Linked DNA regions of Homo sapiens: region 2 is linked to region 1. Evidence: chromatin loops called from intact Hi-C (ENCODE). Cell type or tissue: OCI-LY7. All regions are shown on one strand.

Region 1 (5,000 bases):
CAAAATAGCTGCACAAGAAGATTTGAAATGTTCTCAACATAAAGAAATGATAAATGTTTGAGGTGATGGATATCCTGATTACCCTGATTTGATCATTATACATTATATGCATGCATCAAAATATCACATGGACCCTATAAATATGTACAATTATTATGTATCAATTTTTTTAAAACTATAAAACAGGCCATGCAAGGCAGCTCACACCTGTAATCCCAGCACTCTGGGAGGCTGAGGAGGGAGGAACACTTGAGCCCAGGAGTTTGAGACCAGCCTGGGCAACATAGTGAGACCCCATCTCTACAAAAAATAAAAAATTAGCTGGGTGTGGTGGTGTGTGCCTGTAGTCCCATCTACCCAGGAGGCTGAGCCAGGAGGATTGCTTGGGCCCAGGAGATGGAGACTGCAGTGAGCTATGATCTCACCACTGCACTTCAGCCTGGGTGACAGAGATAGATCCTGTCTTAAGGAAAAAAAAAAAAAATTGCTTCTCCTTCTCTGACTTGTCCTCTTTCACTCTCACTCTCCAATGAAAAACAAACAAAAAAGAGTTTGGGATCAGTTGCTAGCCTCCAGATTCTGAAATTTTGTTAGTACCAATTGGAAGCTTCCAGTTTCTTCTTTCCACATACATAGTCCCTTGGGTCTGGTCTCTGGTAGTGTTTTGTACCTCAAGAGGGAACAATTAACGTTAGTTGAACAGATGACTATTCTGCAGCAGCTGAGCATTCTTACCCTGGGTTTTCACCTGGCCAACATGGTGAAATTCCGCCTCTACTAAAATTACAAAAAAAAATTAGCCAGGTGTGGTAGCGGTGCCTGTAATCCCAGCTACTCAGGAGGCTGAGGCAGGAGAATCGCTTCAACCCGGGAGGTGGAGGTTTCGGTGAGCCGAGGTCACGCCACTGCACTCCAGCCTGACAGACAGAGTGAGACTCTGTGTTACAAAAAAAAAAAAAAAAAAAGGCCAGGCATGGTGGCTCATGCCTGTAATCCCAGCACTTTGGGAGGCCGAGGCAGGCGGATCACGAGGTCAAGAGATCGAGACCATCCTGGGCAACATGGTGAAACCCCCGTCTCTACTAAAAATACAAAAATTAGCTGGGCATGGTGGTGGGTGCCTGTAGTCCCAGCTACTCTGGAGGCTGAGGCAGGAGAATCGCTTGAACCCAGGAGGCGGAGGTTGCAATGAGCCAAGATCATACCACTGCACTCCAGCCTGGGCGACAGAGCTCGACAGAGTGAGACTCCGTCTCAAAATGATAGCAATAATAATAACACAATTTTTAAAAATGTTGGGTTTTCATAAAGTGAACCAACATTGGACGCCCTTGTATTCTCTTCATTGTTCTTCCCACAAACAGGAAGTATACTTACTTTGTAAGGCAGTACAGAATACTCTTCCCCTTAGAGCTTTGCCTAAAAGCTTTACTAGTTTCACTTTTTGAGTCATGACGTTTTCTTCTTGGCATAAATGATAATGTGCTGTCTTCAAAATACTAGACTACGTCTCTGAATTTTTTATCCACTGTATAGTTGAAGAACAAGTGTGATTAGTTTTGAGGTATTGCATATCATATAGTCCTAGGAATTACTTCTATATAGTATTATTATCATTCTTCAAATCTTGGAATTACTACCTTTAAAGGAAGAATAGAAAGCAGGATTTCCAAGGAGGAAGGATTAAAAATCAATTGGAAAATAACCAAATCAAACGTTAAAAAAAAAATTAAAACATTCATTTAACTAAAATTAGTGCAATAAATAACTGGGTAAATTTCCAAGAGTATTTGTCTAATAAAATCCATTATTACTCTTGTTTGTAAATCAAAAAACCCCAGTTTAGGGAACTAGTTTGGGCAAAAAATGGGGATTTGTTGGCTCATTTAAACAAACCCTGGCTGAGCACGGTGGCTCACGCCTGTAATCCCAGCACTTTGGGAGGCCGAGGAGGGCAGATCACCAGAGGTCGGGAGTTCAAGACTAGCTTGACCAACATGGTGAAACCCTGTCTCTACTAAAAATACAAAAATTAGCTGAGCGTTGTGGCATGTGCCTGTAATCCCAGCTACTCAGGAGGCTGAGACAGGATAATTGCTTGAACCCGGGAGGCGGAGGTGGCAGTGAGCCGAGATGTCACCATTGTACTCCAGCCTGGGCAACAGAGTGAGACACTGTCTCAAAAACCAAACCAAATAAAACCAAAAAACCCTATTAAGATCAGCAGTACAGTTAGCATCAAAGGTATCTGGAACCAGGAACTCAAACGTATTGCAGTCTTTCTCCCTTGTACCGTCTCTCCCCGCTTTTTTCTCTCTTTCCCCGTTTTTTGGTTTGCTTCTCTCTACTTTTTAACCTCAACACATTTAAAAGTAGAAGTTTCCTGTTTTTAATTCCTACTTCAGTCTGTTTTTCCTATCTATTGAATGTTTTAATTCCCATCAATCTTTATTTTTAACATCAATCTGCTTCTTCAAATTTTAATTTTTTAAATCCTTCTTAGCCTTTGAATTTTTGTCCCTAACCTTTACTCTTTGTCGATAGTGTGTGCTTATTACCAATTTATCTCTGTAAGAGGGAAGTACCAGAACTTAAAAAGAAGCATGGGCCTACAAATGTAAAGAAATTGATTTGCATTTATAAATAATGGAGACGGCAAGGTTCTGAGAAGTACTCAGCTGGTATTATCTCAAACTTGACTTTATTGATGATTTTTAACCACGAAATTTAGACTTTCCATAAGGATTATAACTTGCTTGTTTATCCCATTTCTTGGCTAAGGATGGGAACTACATTTCCCAGAATCCTCTTCCCTATATGGTTCTAGGTTAGAATTGAACAAAAGAGGAATGTGTATGAGATTTGAAAAGTGAATGAAACTGAAGCGACTGTGCTCAAAAGGTCATTGCTGTGAAACCGGGCGACAGGTAGAGACAGATGCTGCGAGTCCCAGCTTGTCCTGCTGTTCTCCATTCTGTGTCTTGCCTCTCTTGCCACCTGCTGGTTCGGCTGATCAATAACAGCCCCTGACCCAGGGTGTAGGCGATAGCTACACAAAGACGAACCTTTCCCCAGAGATGGCAATTTCGAGACCCTCCATGAATACGCTCTTTGCAGTCCCACTTTGGCAACTGGTCACGCTTGATTTCCTGGATTTCTCGGCCAGCTGCAGTTTGTTACTCACATCAGTGCTTCAGTGGACTCTTCAGCCTATTTCTCTGATTCTCTGACTCTCCCTTCCAGACCTTCACTTTTGCAACTCTTTTCATATTCGTGTAAGTCCTAATTCCTATAGTAAATTAGTTATTCTCATTATCATTACAGTGTCTCTTGGAACTCTTCGATCTTCGTGCTCGGCTGTCTTTATTGCTTCAGGTGTCTTCCCTGATAGTTGCAAATGGCCACCACAACCGAGCGTTCCCTACTCACCTGACGTTGCTCCAAGCAGCAAGCAAGCGCACGGGTACTTACAAGTCTTTCTCCATACAATCTTCTCTTGTTTCAGGAAAGAATGTTGTTTTTACCAGAAGCCTCTAACAGAATTCCCCTCTAAGTCTCCTAGGTCAGATCAGGCATCTTCCCCTGGTCACTGATAAAGGAGCTAAATTGCCATGATTGGCTCAGACTTGTGGTCCTGTCCTTGGCTGCACAACAGGGAACATTTTAAAACGTATTTGCACCCGCACCCAACTTGCAACGATTCTGATCGAATTGTTTTGGGGTGGTGCTGTGGCTCAATATTTGTAAAATGCTTTCGCAGAGATTATAATGTGCAGCCAGGGTTGAGAACCACTGCTTGGATCAAACATGATTCATTCTCTTAATATTTCACAGTGCCTGAGCAAATCAGTGTTCTGTATAAGGAAGAAGGTAGAAATGCTGAGGGATTGGCAATCAAGATTTATTCATCCAAATTATCTCATTCAAGCATGACCGATGGAATAGATGGAAATATGACTAAATTTCCCACTTGATTTTCATCATCTAACATCACTAAGAGTTACCAGAGTTTAAACAAGTTATTTGACTAAATCTAGGAATAATAATACAACAGCTATTCTCTATTCCTTAGTTACTGGAAGTAAAGCCATTCTGAATGAGCTACTAAACCACGTGGCACAGAGCTCAAGAAATAACTATTCCTTTGTGGGGCACCTAATGAATTAGCCTTATTTAATTACTTATATAATTAATTGCATGATTAATATAATTAATTATATAATTAATTGCATGATTAATATAATTAATTATATAATTAATTGCATGATTAATATAATTAATTATGGGGGTGGGAACATGGAGAGATGGTCAAAGGGTACAAAGTTTCAGTTAGAAAACATGTTTTTGAGATATATCGCACAGCATGGTGACTATAGTTAATAATGTATCTTTCAAAATTGCTAACAGGGCAAATTTTAAATATACCACAAAAAATGGTAAGTATGTGAGGTGATGGATTTAATTAGCTTAATTTAATCATTTTACAATACGTAGATATATCAAAACATCACATTGTACCCCACAAATATATATAATTGTCAATTAAAAACAATTAAAATCTTTAAAAAAATCCCTGTAGTTCTGAATTTGAGTTGGAAGTATCAGTATGATATTGTAACATTATTTTTTTTTTGTATTTTCATTATAATTAATTTTTTTTTTTTTTGTGAGAGAGGGTCTCACTTTGTCACCCAGGCTGGAGTGCAGTGGCAAGGATCTCAGCTCACTGCAACCACCCCCTCCTGTGTTCAAGCGATTCTCAAGGCTCAGCTCTCTGAGTAGCTGGGATTACAGTTGCACATCACCATGCTCAGCTAATTTTTGTATTTTTAGTAGAGATGGGGTTTTATCATGTTGGCCAGGCTGGTCTCGAACTCCTGACCTCAAGTGATCTGCCTGCCTTGACCTCCCAAATTGTTGGGATTACAGGCATGAGCCACAGCACCCAGTCTCAGTATAGTTTATTTTATACTACAGTTTAATTATCTTTATAGTGCACT
Region 2 (5,000 bases), 90 kb before region 1:
TAACAAGAAAATCTATGTCAAAAATGAGGCTAAATTAAATTTTCAATATCTGATTTTCTGAAACTTTGCATGTTTTCCATCTCTATCCGTTCCATAAGTTCAACATACAGCAAGTTTTCAAAGAAAATAATATTCTATTAAAATGATACCTTTAAGACCTCAAATATTTCTCCTCTGGTATGAATGAGAAAATGCTGGGGGAGGGAGGGGACAATAAACCATCAGGAAGAAAAGACAACTGGCCTTTGTCAGTCTTGAATACTATAAACAATAACAAAGTATAGACTAACAATAAATTTATCCACTGAGAAGGGTGGTAAGATCTTGGTAATAATTTCATCACGGACAATCCATCAAAGTTACAGCTACCTACCTCACCACAGACGTGACATCACATATAAAATTGGGAAGAATTGTTTATCCAACAAATCGTTTTAAATAAAAGAAAAAACCAACAATAGTAACAAAAATGGAACTCAAAAACTAGCATGATGGAGCCTCTCAAACTGTTTATTAGCCACCTTACCTAGATAACCTCAAAATATTCTGGTTCATGGTGTCACGCTGATTCAGCTAAAGAATCTTTTTCTGTACTTTTAAGTTCAAAGGACTTCCTTACTAATGACCATGTGTTTTAGATAAATTTCTTTTTCCAAATAAAGATCACTATTCTATCTTAACATAAAAATATTAGTACTTGGGTTGGATTTAATTCCCAATCTCCTTATAAAAGTTTTCCCATCACTGTCTTTTAGCTAAGTAATAACTTCACTAACCAATAGGAAAAGTCCAGGGATGTGAAACGTATGACTCTAAAAAAGCTTCTATCTTTCCAGTTTAAAAGGAGTATCTATAACTACTTTTGAAAATAATAGCAAATGAGATATATACACAGCAATTTAATTTACCTGCTTTTTAACCCATGGTTAGGAAAGCTGCAATGCTTTCAGACAACCATCCTTAACTTTGTCCTTTTTTCATCTTCAGGCTAGCAATTTATGATACAGCTGAAAGACTTAGAAGGATTTAGGTATGTACTTTAACAATCTAAAGACCGTGCTACTGATTTTGATAATAGTGGCACCACCAATAGTACCAAGCTCCTTTCAAAAAGCTGTAATCCAAGAGAGAGGATATTGAAGGTAACACACTGGGTGATATGGTCAATTCAAAATATACCAGAGGTACTGTTTTAATGTTAAAACTGTAAAAACTACAAGAGTGAGTTCCAATCCTTACAGTGTTTTTAAAGTCTTGCCAAATACCTCATTCCTCAATAACAGCACTTCCTTTTCTTCTTCCTCATGTGCCTATTGTGTATAAAACCACTACTATGCCTTGAGACTTGACTTCATCACATCTATAACTTATCATTCTTTATCCTTGCTGGTAATACCTGTGCTAGCTTTAGCAGGTTAAGTCCTCATTTCCCTAGGGATTAATTTGGTTTAAAAAAATAATATAGAATATTTGGGGTTGACAAGCAAGAAAACTTTCGAACAATGTTAACACACGTTTAGAAGACAGAAATAATTCCTACAGGTTTGAGATTTTTGATGGGCCCATAATGATACAGATATTCTAGCAAAAGTGGAATAAAGCTTGAAATGCAGGTGTTTAAAAGTTCTCCCACTTCGAGTTGCAAAGCTAAAATATTAAAAATGATTATTTGTAATGAGCATTGTAGCTTTCCTAACAATGGGCTAACTGCTATTTCTTGAAAGCAACTGTCTAACATGAATGTTTCTGAAATGCTGAAGGAAAGCTAATGATTTCCCTTTACTTCCACAATCAAAGGTATATTAAGATTTCTTCAAAGCAAGTCTGGGATAGTTTCAGTGAGACATGACTTAAAAACCTACAGTACAAATAATGCTATTGTTCCAAATCCAAACCTAAAGGTCAAAATATAAAGCACATATTAAGGAATTTTCACATTTTTATTTCACAACCAGGGAAGAGTGGTTTGATGATCGTGAAATTTATCAAGCAATTCTTTCAATAAGCCTCATTTCAAGTTGGAAATGTCTCATTCAAACTTGAGAGGCTATAAAAAGCAAAACTCTAGTGCCATCTACAGATGTATCTTAATAGTTTATATTTTAGGTTAAAAAATGCAGTTTTAAGAGTTTTTGAGAGAGAGAAAAGACTCACTCTTCTAAGATCAGAGAATTCTACGTCACATAAACATTAAATCATTTTTGTTACTAACAATCTGCAGAGAAAAATAGAATCATTTGTTCTAGAAGAAAATTTCTTCTCAGAAGTTTTCTTGTTTGAAAGCTATAAATCCATTTTCTAAGTCTGTTTGTTTTTTAAATATTATCTGATATACTAGTCTTCTACAATTGGGGCCAAGAAAGTGTAATGCAAACTAAAAACTCAAGCATCTTCTGGAGAAGTAGAAAAACAGAAACCACAAGGTAAATAACATGAAAAAACTAAGACTTCCTCCTTACAAAATGCCAACTGACTTACGTTTAAAAGAAGTTCAAAAGTTGCATTAATTTTAAAAATCAGAGGATTAAATAATCTGGTCTTTAAAATCATACACCTTTGATGTAAGTTTGAATCAGGAAAATAAAAGGAAGCAATAAAAATCTAGCATATGTTGCTTCTTTAAGGGTCTACTGTCTTTAGGATATGCATAGAAGTTGCTTATGATTAATATCACATCTAGCCATGACACAGCTATATTACAAAATATAATTTCCAACTGGGAGCACACACAAGGAAACTAACTTCAACTGCAATACGTAAAATGATAAAGCGTTTATATAGTCTTTACAGAGGCAAAGCTGTTGCAAATGCTAGAAAATGTGTCATATTAACAAACAGCTTTCAATGTATCTAGTGCATGAAATCAAAGAGAAGGATCAAAATTATTTCCAAACATGCCCTTTCTAATAAATTTATATTCTTACACAAGGATTAGAATAGGAAAATTGCAACCTGCATGACAGGTGCATTTTCTGAGTAAACGAAATGTATACAAGCACAATGTATCAAAGTAGTAGAATCACAGTAGTAGTGAAGGCTAGTTAATATGTAAAAACAACAATCAGCTGGGCGCCATGGCTTGTGCCTGTAATCCCAGCACTTTGGGAGGCTGAGGCGGGCGGATCACCTGAATTCAGGAGTTCGAGACCAGCCTGGCCAACACGGTGAAACCCCATCTCTACAAAAAATACAAAATAAGCTGGGCATGGTGGCATTTGCCCGTAATCCCAGCTACTTGGGAGGCCGAGGCAGGAGAATCACTTGAACTCAGGAGGTGGAGGTTTCAGTCAGCCAAGATCACACCACTGCTCTCCACCCCTGGGCAACAGTGAGACTTTGTCTTAAAAACAAGAGAAGAGGAGGGGAGGGGAAGGGAGGGGGAAGGGGAGGGGGAGGAGGGGAACGGAAGGGGAAGGGGAGGGGGGAGGAGGGGAGGGGGGAGGAGGGGAAGGGGGGAGGGGAGGGGGAGGGGAGGGGAAAAAAACAATTACATAGGCTTTTTTTTTTTTTTTGAGACGGAGTCTTGCTCTGTCACCCAGGCTGAAGTGGAGTAGCATGATCTCGGCTCACTGCAAGCTCCGCCTCCCGGGTTCACGCGCCATTCCCCTGCCTCAGCCTCCCAAGTAGCTGGGACTACAGGCGCCCGCCAGCACGCCCAGCTAATTTTTTGTATTTTTAGTAGAGACGGGGTTTCACCGTGTTAGCCAGGAAGGCTTTAATTCACAAAATTGAAGTAATCGAAAATTCTGCTTCCATAATTGTTTCCAATGTTAAATTATTCACATCAATTACAGAGTGTAAACCCAAAATCTCTATGCACCTGACATTCTAAGTCATTCTACAGACTTGAGCAAAAACACTCTAGATTCTATACAGTAGATCCAAAAGGTGGCAGCAAGTAAACAACAACAAAGGGACTAACACCTACTCTTAATTTAGGAAAATTATTAAATGTTGGTGAAGCATGAGTCATCATTAAAAAGCCTGGGCAAACTCCTGAAGACTGGACTGGAACTTTATCTACAAGGTTAGTACGTTACATTATAACTTACTAACATGGCTTCCAACTCTATGCCAAAGTTTCATGTTAGAAATTCATTTACTTAAGGCACCTATTCCATCTCTCTGTCCACATGATAATTTTTTAAAGATTCTGGCAGAGAGAAAAAGGCTGGTTTAAAGGAGCACTTAAAAGCACCACCTAACTCTTAATTCTCTTTTGCCTGAAAACAGCAGGCCCACTTCAGAATATTTGAGTAATGTGTTCATTTATTTATGGAGACAGTCTCACTTCGTCACCAGCTAGAGTGCAGTGGCTCAATGTCGGCTCACTGCAACCTCCATTTCTCAGGTTCAAGTGATTCTCATGCCTCAGTCTCCCACATAGCTGGGATTATATGCATGCACCAGCACACCCAGCTAACTTTTGTATTTTTAGTAGAGACGGGGTTTCACCATGTTGGCCAGGCTGGTCTCGAACTCCTGACCTCAAGTGATCTGCCTACCGCCCACCTCAGCCTCCCAAAGTGCTGGGATTACAGGCATGCGACTGCGCCTGGCTGAGTAAGGTGTTTTAAATAAAAAAACCATATAATTAAGAGCATGTAAGTGACAGTGAATGTAGCACTGTATTCAAACAAGTGACAACTTTTAAAAACTGGAATATATTGTTATAAACTAACCCTTGACGCTAAAAATAGGCCACGGGCTGGATCACAAATGAAGAAATACTTTGACATAAAACTTATTTTACACAATAGCCCCAACATCTCCTTTCCGATCTCCCCAATCACCCTAACACCACCAAAATAATATGTTACAACACACTTTACTAAATTGTCCCTCCCTAAAGAGCTTCATTTTTATGTACTAAGATAGTGCTGGGAAAAATCACTCTAGCACACTTTCATGAATAAGGATAAGAAGAATATAATATACAAATTATAATGTTCTTTTATCATATCAGCATTGAAAGAAGTTCCAACAGCAATATGAACACT

Evidence for each region. A loop is a pair of places that touch in the nucleus more often than their neighbours do. Peaks named below come from ENCODE experiments on the same cell type or tissue, not always from the same donor. Only the 100,000 strongest peaks of a DNase experiment are listed, where the experiment ranks them.
Region 2: a loop joins it to region 1, with 2.5 times the contacts of the local background. A loop is called at or near these places in 10 of 110 quality-filtered maps.

What each region holds. Positions count from the first base shown.
Region 1 is chr6:63,596,747-63,601,746 of GRCh38, reverse strand. No RefSeq gene overlaps it. Among named protein-coding and RNA genes, the nearest start is that of PTP4A1, 27 kb to the right of the region's middle. RefSeq lists enhancers at 3,006-3,065, 3,146-3,305. In OCI-LY7, CTCF peaks have their summits at 2,800 and 3,000 (motif pointing left); a DNase peak (open chromatin) is centred at 2,976; H3K4me3 peaks cover 1,350 bases; H3K27ac peaks cover 676 bases.
Region 2 is chr6:63,686,698-63,691,697 of GRCh38, reverse strand. All of the region lies in intron 4 of PHF3 (PHD finger protein 3), which reads right to left. Among named protein-coding and RNA genes, the nearest start is that of PHF3, 53 kb to the right of the region's middle. In OCI-LY7, CTCF peaks have their summits at 1,875 and 2,077; no DNase peak of the experiment used is centred here; H3K27ac peaks cover 1,765 bases.